3 separate regions of the Homo sapiens genome follow, and all the other regions are linked to region 3. The links are chromatin contacts, found by Hi-C or POLR2A ChIA-PET in ENCODE. All regions are on one chromosome and are shown on one strand. The core of a region is the stretch at or near the end of the contact, and the rest is flanking DNA. Distances in the headings are between cores, read along the strand shown. Region 1 overlaps LINC01182 (long intergenic non-protein coding RNA 1182). Region 2 overlaps LINC01182 (long intergenic non-protein coding RNA 1182). Region 3 holds the start of LINC01182 (long intergenic non-protein coding RNA 1182).

Region 1 (3,428 bases), core at 41-2,540, 240 kb after region 3:
TGAGCTCCTGCCATGATCCAGCATAGCACTAGATGCCAGTCTATAAAGATGAGTAAGTTCCCATGTTTATCATCGAACTTCTGCCTTGATTTCTGGTTGGTAATCAGGTTTTCCTCATTTAAAACTTAATGTAGAAGGATTTATGAGACATGACATAGTTCATGCCAGCCTCCCCCTACCTTCCACTTGAGTTAGACCCCTCTTGTTCTACCCCCCACTGCTGATGGGATCCTGATACAGCCCAGGTAGATTATCTACCATCTCAACATTGTAGATCCTGCCTTTCTGCAGGATGGGGCCCTGTTGCCACATCCTTCCCACCAGATCGAGTTCCTATGTTTCCCTCTCCTATGTGACTGTCTCTCCCATTAAACTATGCACTTCTAGAGGGCAGGGGTATCCCAGCACCATGCTCAGAGCACAGTGAGTAGTAGGTACTGGTAACTATTTGTTGAATGATGAATGGTGAGTGCTGCATGCAGAGGGGAGATGAGAAGCTAGGACCCTGAGAAGTCTGGAAATGGTGTAGGTTGGCCACTGTAGATGACCGTGATGTCACCTGGGGTGGTGATATGGGATGAAGGGAAGACTGTGGACCAGATACCACTGTCATCATCAGACTATCATGAGAGTGAGTACTAATCAGGTGGTGGTTAGGGAAAGCAGCGGCGGGGTGGAGGTCCGTGTAGTTGGAGGACCTGAGACTCAAGAGGGAGAGAAGCTTTGACATAGGCAGCTGGGACTGGTGCTGGGGGCCAGCATGCTGAGAGCAACTCTGAGGAACATGGAAGGACAGATTGAGAACAGGCTGACTCCACATGAGAGGACTGCAAAGGAATCAGGTTACCAGGGAAGAGCTGATTCTTAGTTAGGGCCAGGACATGGTGGGGAGTCTCAGGAGGAGGTTGGGGGTATATGGTATCAGTGAATCACATGGCGAAGGTTGTATGGATGGGCGCCTTAGCTAGATGAGACCCCAGGATGGGTCTCATGCATTCTCCTCCTCCACTGAGTCTCCGCTTGCCTCATGTGAGGGTTGATGGCTTTGGCTTTACTCCAACTTCCTGCATCTTCTCTGACTGTGTCCTGATTTTGACCATGAGCCTTGTTCTTGACAACTGCCTTGTCTCTGGTCCTGGACTCCTACCAGCCCTCCCTCCTCTGAGGAAACCAGACCTGAGCAGGCAGCTCCTGCAGCTTTTCACCTCGACTTATCTCCCCAGCCAGAACTTTTGCTTAATTTGCTTACTGACATTTCACACTGATGTGCGGGGACTCATCAATTGAGTTCCAAGCATATGCATGACTCACATGCATTTGAAGAGTATGTGGAGGAGGGAGGGAAAAAATGAGAGAGAGAGGATTTTAGTCATATAAGTCATCAAAGAGCCTACCAGGCTTGCTTTGGTTTTGTTTGTTTTAGAAAATGACTGGAGGCCATAATGTTTGAACTTTTTTATTGTGAAGTCTGCTGAGAATTCAAGCAGGGCCAACCCCAGATACTTCTCTTTCTTCAGTTCCTGAGACAGAAAGAATGAGTCTGAATCTTATTAAGCAGATCCGCAGGACTTGGATTGAAAGAAATATGAAAACACAATTTTGTGTTCAAGCCTGGGAAGGAAAAATAACTTCAGAGTGAGCCAGACATATTTTGGAATTCTTTCAGCATCTACACAGCAAGACCTACACAGCATAAGATTGTGAAAGTTTGTGTGTGTGTGTGTGTGTGTGTGTGTGTGAGAGAGAGAGAGAGAGAGAGAGAGAAAGAGAGAGAGAGAGAGTATGTGGTCATCTTCTGGCTGGCAAATTGGTTCCAAAATTTGTACAAGGAGACAATTTCTTTGCTACCAAACTGACTGGTAAAAACATATCACATAGCCTTTAAAGATGGAACTTACTTGTTATGAAATTGACACATTTGCTCACCCCTGATTCCTACCAGGAAAGTGCTTTCTCCCACTAGCAACTGAATCCTACTTGTTCTCAGTGTGTGGCCAGGATCTGCCCTGTTTCCTCCAGCTCACAGAGCATTCCCTCTCTCTTCAGAAACCCCACAGCCCTTATCGTCTCTGTCACTTAGTCAAACACAGGTTGCTATAGCAAAGTACTGTAAATTGGGTGGCTTATAAACAACAGAAACTTATTTCTCACAATTCTGGGGACTGGAAGTCTCAAATCAGGGTGACAGCATCATCAGGTTATGGTGAGGGTCTTCTTCCAGGTTGTAGATGGCTTGCTTCTCTCTGTGTCTTCGCATGGCAGAAAGAGGGTGAGAGGATTCTATCATCACCTGGAGGGTAAAGATTTCAACATATAAATTATAATAAACAGTCTATTTTCAGGTTGCTTCTGGCTTCCTCAAGCCTGACTTTCCTCATAGCTGTGATTTTCTTCATATTGCTTTCCCTTAAACACAAGTCAGGTCTGTCCTTTAATGTTCTATAATGTGGTTTATAAAACACTATTGAAGACTTGTGGAATGAGAAAGGAATGACAATGCAGATGAGTATTACCAGATACAGTTGCTCCTAGCATCCTCAGCTCTTGCCTGTCTTCCAGTTGTGATGCCCAGAGTAGCACCCGTATGGTTTGGCTGTGTCCCCACGCAAAATCTCATCTTGAATTATAATCCCCATAATTCCCACGTGTAAAGGGCAAGACCAGGTGGAGGTAATGGGATCCTGGGGGCAGTTTCTCCTATGCTGTTCTTATGATAGAGTCTCATGAGATCTGATGGTTTTATAAGCATCTGGCATTTTCTCCTGCTTGCACTCACTTCATCCTGTCACCCTGCGAAGAAGGTGCCTGCTTCTTCTTTGCCTTCTGCCATGATTGTAAGTTTCCTGAGGCCTCCCCAGCTATGTGGAACTGTGGGTCAATTAAACCTCTTTCCTTTATAAATTACGCAGTCTCAGGTATTTCTTCATAGCAGTGTGAGAACAGACTAATACAGCACCTGTAGAGGGAGTAGGCAAAATTAGTGCATTTCTCCTACCCTAGATTCAGGCCCTTGGCTTTCTAGATACCTTAAGGGAGAATAACCAAGGTTCCCTCTAAACCCTGGGCCTGGTCTGGCCACCCAGTCACAGATCTTACAGACACAACTGAATTTTTATTGTTTTAGATCTCTCTGTTTCAAAAGGGGCTCTTACTTTACATTTGTCTAATTAAAATGCCCTGTAAGTGTGTTTTCCTAAACAAGGCCTCTCTCTTCCCTCATAGAGGAATCTAAGCCACCTCCTTGGAAGAAAGAGAAGAATTGTTGGCAGCTTTCAAATGTCAGGGGCACGCTTCTAACTGTCAAGATTTCAAAACATGTGTACAAGTAGTTGCAGCTAGATCACCCCAGAGCACATTAACTATCTTCTCCTTCCCTCATCCTTATGTAGCTATTAACATTTTGCGTTAGTGTAGTACATTATTCTTAA
Region 2 (3,406 bases), core at 898-3,397, 130 kb after region 3:
GAGGTCTAGAATTTTTAACATCACAAATTGGAGTGAATCTTGTAACTGATATAATCCTAGATCAGATGAAGTATAGTAATCCTTTGTAGATTTTGTTGACTTTATTTTATAATTCTGCACTTCTTAGTAAGAAAGCCTAGTTGTCACAAATGAGACATCAAAATACTGTCAAAAGAGCTTTGGCTTCGGAGCCAGGGGACTTAGAATTCCTGGCCCTGCCGCTTTTGAGCTGAGTGAGCTTTAGTAAATGATTTCCTCTTTCCAGGCCTTTCTTTCCACATCTACAGACTATGAAGGTGTAATCAGCTGGTGCCTCAGAGTGCCTTTAAGGGCACCTGGGTGGGAAGGGAGTGACAGGTGGGTGAGATTTCATAGCTCCCCCAACCTTCTTCAACCTGGAGCAGTTCTGTGTTACCTGTTTTACAAAGCAGACTTGTTTCTAAGGTTGTTTTTTGTTTTGTTTTGTTTTGTTTTTGAAGAATGATTTCTGTTACTAGGGAAACAGAAAAATTAAAAGACCATCCAACTGGCATTTCCAGTTGTGGGTCTAAAGAGTTTTATGAATGTGTTCCTGGATTTTTGTACCTTCCTTTTAATGATACCAATTGACTTACCGTTTGAGAGATCTACAGTAGAGTGATAAGAAGCACAGATGTTGGGTAAGATAGACCTACCTGGACAGTTATCTTTGCTGTGTGACATTGGGCATATAATTATAACAATGGGAATAATTTTGGTACCTCTTTCAAAAGATTGTTTTGAGACACCAAGAAGATAGTTCATGGAGAAGGTTCATACAATGCCTAACAAATACGGATCCTCAGTGATCACCAACTGGTGGTAGTATTTCTGTCTCTTGGGTCTAAATGAGGGGAAGGATCTTTATTCCTCCTCACCAGAGTATCTACATTGGAATTCAAACCCCCTAATTCCATCACATAGAAAATCTTTCAGATCCTTGGACCCATAATCAACCCTTAAGAGACATTTGCTGCTGCAGATGACCTTAGCATGCTGGAGAGATCATTATGCATATAGCAAACACTTTCAGACAGGCAGGAGACCTAAGATAAAGGCAGAATGAGGTTTAATTTAAGAAATGTTCATTGTGGCCTTAATGAGAGCACACAGGTGTTAAGATGTGGTCTCTGCCATTTAGGAGCTGGCAGACCAACTAGGTACTTAGGTGACCCAGCAGTAAACGATATGCCAGGAGCTCACAGCAGGACTGAGTGACCCCTACTTGCAGGTCTGAGGGTAATTGGAGGAAATGATGTTTAAATCAAACTTTGCGGGAAGAGGAGAATGATCACAGGTGAAACAGTGAAAGGGAGGAGGCCATCTTAGTCAGGGAAAGGCAAAAACCAGGAGTCCCCTACAAAATAACAATAAATAAAATAAAGGAGTGATTAAGCAAAATCATAGTTAACATTGCTTCTTAACTGCTAGGTACTTATAAAACACTTTATACGCATTATTACTTGTAGTTCATGTAGTCCTTAACCAACTCTGCAAGATAAATTTTATTATTATATTATCCCCATTCTACAGATGAGGAAAAGGAAGCACAGAGAATGAAGTATCTTGCCCAAAACCGAACTGGGGCCAGTTTATGGATAGAGAGGAGCACTATGCCTCCCACCAGTCAGGGAAAGAATGCTGGTTCTTCCTAATAGGTTAGAGTTACTTGACTGCAGAAGTATCAACATTTTAGGCTGGATAATTCTTTGTTCTGCAGGGCTATTCTGTGCATTATGGGACTGTTAGCAGCATCACTGGCCTCTACCCACGAGACGCCAGTAACACTTCCTTCCCTGTTTGTGACAAACAAACACGTTTCCAGACATTTCTTAATGTCCCTGGGGTTGGGGGCAGAGTGACCCCAGCTGGGAACCACCATTGCAGGCAGGCTTATGCTAGGCACTGGCTTGTTGCTCTGCATGAGCAGAGCTGAAGCCAGGAGAAATTCTCTCTGCTGTGCACAAAATTGTCTCCAGCAAACTTTCGGCTTTAAAGTTGTTCATTTCAGCAGCTGGGGTCTTGATTTTCCCAAGGTGACTCATACAGATACAGTCTGTGGGAGTCAGTCGGTTATCTGTTCTGACAAGGCCCCTTGTGTGTTTGAAGGAGGTGTGGCCTCCAAACCATCAAAGCATGCCGGGTGCACAATTACATCTCCGCATTGTGCTTGCCAGGGCATGACAATTGGAACACTGTGATCCAAGGCTTGTTTTGTTCTGACCAGCATCAGAAGTTCAGAACGTTAGCTTGAGTAGCAAAATTGATTATATATTCTATTTGCTACAAGCCTACCAGCTAGTGCATCGATTCACCCTTTCATTTTCAGAGTCCACCTCTACAGACAACACTTATGTAACATTCTGAAAGGCGTTTTCCATGGTGATTAAGCTTTGCAGAGTAGGTTTGAGTGGTTTATCTGCATTACCAGTATCTCTTTCTTGGGACTTTGGAAGAGACACCCTGGGTAGGCCCAGCAGGTGGAGTTTTTGGGGTTGGGGCTGGACTACAGGAGAAGGAGAAAGCAGGGAGGAACAGTGTGGAAGGAAAAAACTGAAACTCAGAGGAACAGGGTAAAGATTTTTCTCCGTAAAAGTACCAAAAGCAGGCCGGGCGCGGTGGCTCATGCCTGTAGTCCCAGCACTTTGGGAGGCTGAGGCGGGTAGATCATGAGGTCAGGAGATGGAGACCATCCTGGTCCACATGGTGAAACCCCGCCTCTACTAAAAATACAAAAATAAGCTGGGCATGGTGGCATATGCTTGTAGTCCCAGCTACTCAGGAGGCTGAGGCAGGAGAATCATTTGAACCCAGGAGGTGGAGGTTGCAGTGAGCCAAGAACACGTCACTGCACTCTAGCCTGGGTGACAGAGCAAGACTCTGTCTCAAAGAAAAAAAAAGTTCCAAAAGCAGATCCTAAAACCAGAGACTGAGCCACACTCTTGGATAGGGGAAATGAGAGCATGGGGAAGGAATCAGAGGTGGTTGAGCAGAAGAGTCACTGCCTGTAGAGACATTTGTTAGACAAACATTTAATGAGCACTAGCTATGAGCCAGACACGGGGCTGTGCAGCCTCAGAACAAATCCATGCAACAGTTTCTACCATTCTGGAAATGGAGGTAGAGAGCGGTTGAGTTACCTGTTCAAAGTCATTTGGCTGGAATGTAGATGGGCCAAGGTAAGGATTCAGGCCTGTCTGACCCCAGAACTCAGGATTTGAACCACTGAGGTATGTACCACTCTGAACAGGGCACACCTCGGGGTGGAGTCTGGGAGATCTGACCCAATTTAAGGGATAAGGAACAAGGAGGAACATAATATTATTTCAACCATCCTCCCAGGGGCAGAGGCAGGGGAGAAGGAAAAGAGGTCCCTGTGTACAACTAC
Region 3 (3,595 bases), core at 55-2,554:
TCACGTCTCCCTAAAATGTATACATCTAGGTGACGCCCCAATCACCTTGGGGTCATGTTCTCAGGATCTCCTGAAGGTTATGTCATGGGCCATTAGTGACTCATATTTGGCTCAGAATAAATCTCTTTAAATATTTTAGAGTCTGACTCTTTTTGTCAACAAAAATCACATCTCTGTCTGACATTGTCGTGATTTGGGTTCTTTCAAAAGCAGATCCTGAGACAAGGGTTTGAGTGCAAGTGGGACTTTGGAGGTGTATTTATCTTTTTAAAAAATTTTTTTTTGTGCCTCTCAGCTCTGAATGGACCCTTTATTAATTTATGCTCTGGGACTAACGAAGGCGTGCCTTTGAGCCCGTCTCCTTTAAGTGCGCGCGATGCTAGGCTTCCTCAGTAGAGGGCGCCGGAGGACACCGCAGCTGGAGGAGGGTTTCCGCCGGTTGTGCGGGGACCGCGGCTCAGTAGTGTGGGTGGACGAGGACAGCGGGTGGAACTGGTCCTTCTGTGACTTTGCAGCCCCGGCTTGGTGATAATTTTTGTGCAGGCTTCTTGACATGGAAAGCAGAGCTCCCCAGCACAGAGTGAGCCTCCGAAGGGCTCCTGCCCTTACCGGTGCCCTACCCTCCCTTTCCCTGCTTGCTACACTTGGGTCCGGGACTCAGCCTCCCTTTGCAAGCTTCTGCTCGGCCTGTGTGCAGCTGCACTTAGCTGGCAGGGTCAGGCGTTGAGTAGCCGCTCCGCTCCTTCTGCAGCCTCCTGCAGCCCCCGCCAGCTCCCGGGCTCCATCCCTCACCATCAGTTGCTGATTGGCGCCCCCTGCGTGCACAACGGAGGCTGGCTGCACCTGGAGGTTCCCAGCAATTCCAGGCCGGCTCCAGCCTAGCCAAAGCAGCTAACTTCTCTGCTGTCTCGTGGGCTGAACCTCACCGTTTCCCAAGAGGTCTGAATCCTTCTCAAGTTCGTCTTTTCCTAAGTTCTCCCTCGTAGCTCTAGGTTGCTTTGTAGAGTTTCCTTATATCTATACTCTTCATTGTAGTTAATGACTCTGTGTTACACTTGTCCTGTTGAACTTACTGTGTAGTTTCTGTCTCTTGACTGGATCAAGGCTCTCACAGGAGTCAATCCCAGAAAAATGATGAGACAGTAGGGAAGAGAGAAAAGCCAATAAACAGCATGTTAATGAGTAGGTCCCACCTGGGGCTCAGTCGCACTGGTGTCCCTCTGAGAGTATGGGCACCACACACTTTGGCATTGCCCCAGCAAGGCAAGGGGCAAGCAAGGGAGCTGGGTGTTTATCTCCCAGGCATTGCTTGAGGCTTGCTCTTGGGAATGGTAGCTCCCTGGAACTTCTGTCCAGCCTGCATATCTGGACTGTGCAGGGGATACTTCTATGGCCAGAAAAAGCCCTTGGGCAGAGAGAAGCAGGTTCTTGATGCTGAGATGTCTGCGTGCTTGGGAGTTGACCACTGCAGCTGCAGGTGACCTCTGGGGTGGGCCAAGGGGATGTAGGTGGGCAGTGATACATCTGCTACAGACATGTTGCAGGATGCAGGGCAGCAGAAGGAAACTGATCAGCTGGCTGCCAATGAATGGCCCAGACTGATTCAAGGGTAAATTTGCTGGAAGAAGTCCGTTGCAGAAGATCAGATGCTTTCCTGACTGGTGTAATTTAATTGTATGGTCAGTGTTTGCTATGGATAATTGGATTTTTCTTTGACCTTCACAATCTTGCTGGCTCTCTGTCCACACTGAAAGACACTTTTCTAACTCTCTCAAATGCAATAAGACTAACCTTGGCTTCCATCAGGAACTCATGGGCTTGCCATTTCCAGGAGGTGCCGATGGCTGTGGTATCCAACCAGCAAACGGCAGTGGTGTTTGTATTTTCCATTTTGCCCTTTACAAGAACATTTCAGCTGAAGCAAAAGGCTTTTTCCTTTACCCTGGGTTTTTTAATAGAAATCTTGGTGGCATTAAGCACTTTTAATTCTGAGCACTAGCCTGTAAAGTTCAAAGCTCTGTTCTGCTCTTGAACACAGCGGATACCAAGGCGAGAGATTCTAATCACAAGGAATACCAGAAAAAAAAAAATAAGCAGGAGACAAGTTTATTACGAAGGGTTGTGAACAGTATTTGTGATTAATGTGGAATGAAAAAGGTTATTTCTACATTAAAATCATTCACATTTGCAATAATTTAAACAATTTATCTGGTTTCCCCAAGTGGGGATGTGTTCTTTCCACATATAACATGCTCAGTGAAGGAAGAACAAGGAAGGTTACGCTGCCCTGAAACATATCTGGGAGAGCTTTTCGGCTCTGGGAGGATCACCAAGTTATGTTGTTAAGTGACAAAAACAATATCCGGAAGAGTGTCAAACAGCTAATTATTGTGTAAGAAGGAAAAAAAGAAGACTACATTAGTCACATTTACTTATATTTATATGAAAAGCTAATAAAAGTAGCTAGGTATACGTAAGGCAGTCAGAAACAAGACTTTTCAATTATAACTTTTATATCATTTTAATTTAAAAGTTACGCTAATATATTTCCTGTTCAAGAAACAAATAACAACATGCCCAGTGGAAAGCATCATCATTGTAATAATGTCCTAAGATCATTTTTTATGACCTTTGAAGGTAACTTAGGATAGGAAAATGCATTCCATAAAATTCAGCTGCCTGCACATAGTGAATCCTTTGCAAACCCTCGGAATAGGCTGAGGGTTTTTATATGACCATGGAATTTTTTTTTTTTTTTTTGCATCTTTGCTGCTATTCGCCATCCAGGCAGCAGGGGGAGGTGTTTCTCTGTTTTTCTTTGCGCCGCCCACGCCTTCTCCCCAACTTCATATGCAAAACTGACCAAGAATTCTCTAATTCAAATCTATGCACGAAAGGCACCACATTTTCTAGATTCATGTTGTTACTCTCTCATATCCCAAATCTGGGAGACTTGGAGCTTCCAGCAGGCTGCTAATGATTTTTCAAAAGGGGCCGATTGTTGGATTTGCTGGTGTAAAGTTTGTCCTCCCTCTTCTCTGTGCCCCTCCTTGTCACTCCACTCAGCCTTTATACATCACTTGCCATAATCGAGTCATAGAAAACGAAACTTACATTATGGAAATTCACAGCCTTTTTTTTTTTTCCACTTTGTAGATGAGACTCAGGATTTAGAAGGCAAAACAAACAAACAACCAAACAAATAAAAAAGGGATTTATTTTGGACCTTCATAAATGGTGCCAAAGTAAAAACAAACAAACAAAAGGTAAAAGAGGAAGGGACTGTTAGATGAATGTTTATCTCGGCGCCTGGTACCATACCTGCCTTACACACTCACAACGCAAGGAAGGGTGTGTCACCAGAGCCATTTTGCTAAGGAGGAGATTAAAGCTCAGAGGGGCTGAGCAACTTGCCCAAATTTATGTTGCTAGAAAATGATAGAACTGGAATTGGAAGCCAGACTGTATCTAAAGTAGAAACGTTTAAATATTTTCTTCCTATACCACACAAAATAAGCAGAAGGCAGTGTCTCTCTCTCTTTTGTCCCTGTCTGCCCCCCACAGTCTCTGTACCTGTTTTCCCACAAGGGTGTAC

The links. A loop is a pair of places that touch in the nucleus more often than their neighbours do. ChIA-PET counts read pairs that join two places held with the same protein, here RNA polymerase II (POLR2A). Pooled maps may share reads with other maps.
Region 1: a loop to region 3 is called in a map of PC-9, with 4 times the contacts of the local background. The contact joins the enhancer-like site here to the promoter of LINC01182 in region 3. A Hi-C loop is called at or near these places in 7 of 168 maps with a recorded cell type or tissue (Calu3, IMR-90, MCF 10A and 4 more) and 9 of 50 pooled maps. POLR2A ChIA-PET finds 5 or more read pairs at or near these places in 2 of 52 experiments (AG04449 and PC-9).
Region 2: a loop to region 3 is called in a map of dorsolateral prefrontal cortex, with 8 times the contacts of the local background. The contact joins the enhancer-like site here to the promoter of LINC01182 in region 3. A Hi-C loop is called at or near these places in 3 of 168 maps with a recorded cell type or tissue (GM12878, Panc1 and dorsolateral prefrontal cortex), 1 of 37 single-sample maps with no recorded cell type and 5 of 50 pooled maps.

The regions. Positions count from the first base shown.
Region 1 is chr4:13,890,906-13,894,333 of GRCh38, forward strand. All of the region lies in intron 3 of LINC01182 (long intergenic non-protein coding RNA 1182), which reads left to right. All of the region lies in intron 3 of LOC107986182 (a long non-coding RNA gene), which reads left to right. Among named protein-coding and RNA genes, the nearest start is that of LINC01085, 220 kb to the right of the region's middle. RefSeq lists an enhancer at 892-2,091. Within about 2 kb of position 1,291, at least 5 of the 41 ENCODE cell types and tissues checked have a DNase peak (open chromatin) inside an H3K27ac peak, as active enhancers do; they include IMR-90, PC-3, PC-9 and 1 more, where a contact is called at or near this core.
Region 2 is chr4:13,782,109-13,785,514 of GRCh38, forward strand. All of the region lies in intron 2 of LINC01182 (long intergenic non-protein coding RNA 1182), which reads left to right. The region is part of intron 4 of LOC101929048 (a long non-coding RNA gene); the gene reads right to left. Among named protein-coding and RNA genes, the nearest start is that of LINC01182, 130 kb to the left of the region's middle. Within about 2 kb of position 2,148, at least 2 of the 41 ENCODE cell types and tissues checked have a DNase peak (open chromatin) inside an H3K27ac peak, as active enhancers do; they include dorsolateral prefrontal cortex, where a contact is called at or near this core.
Region 3 is chr4:13,653,875-13,657,469 of GRCh38, forward strand. It overlaps LINC01182 (long intergenic non-protein coding RNA 1182), which reads left to right and starts at 1,305. Exons shown (of 4, transcript NR_121681.1): 1 at 1,305-1,477. RefSeq lists an enhancer at 830-879.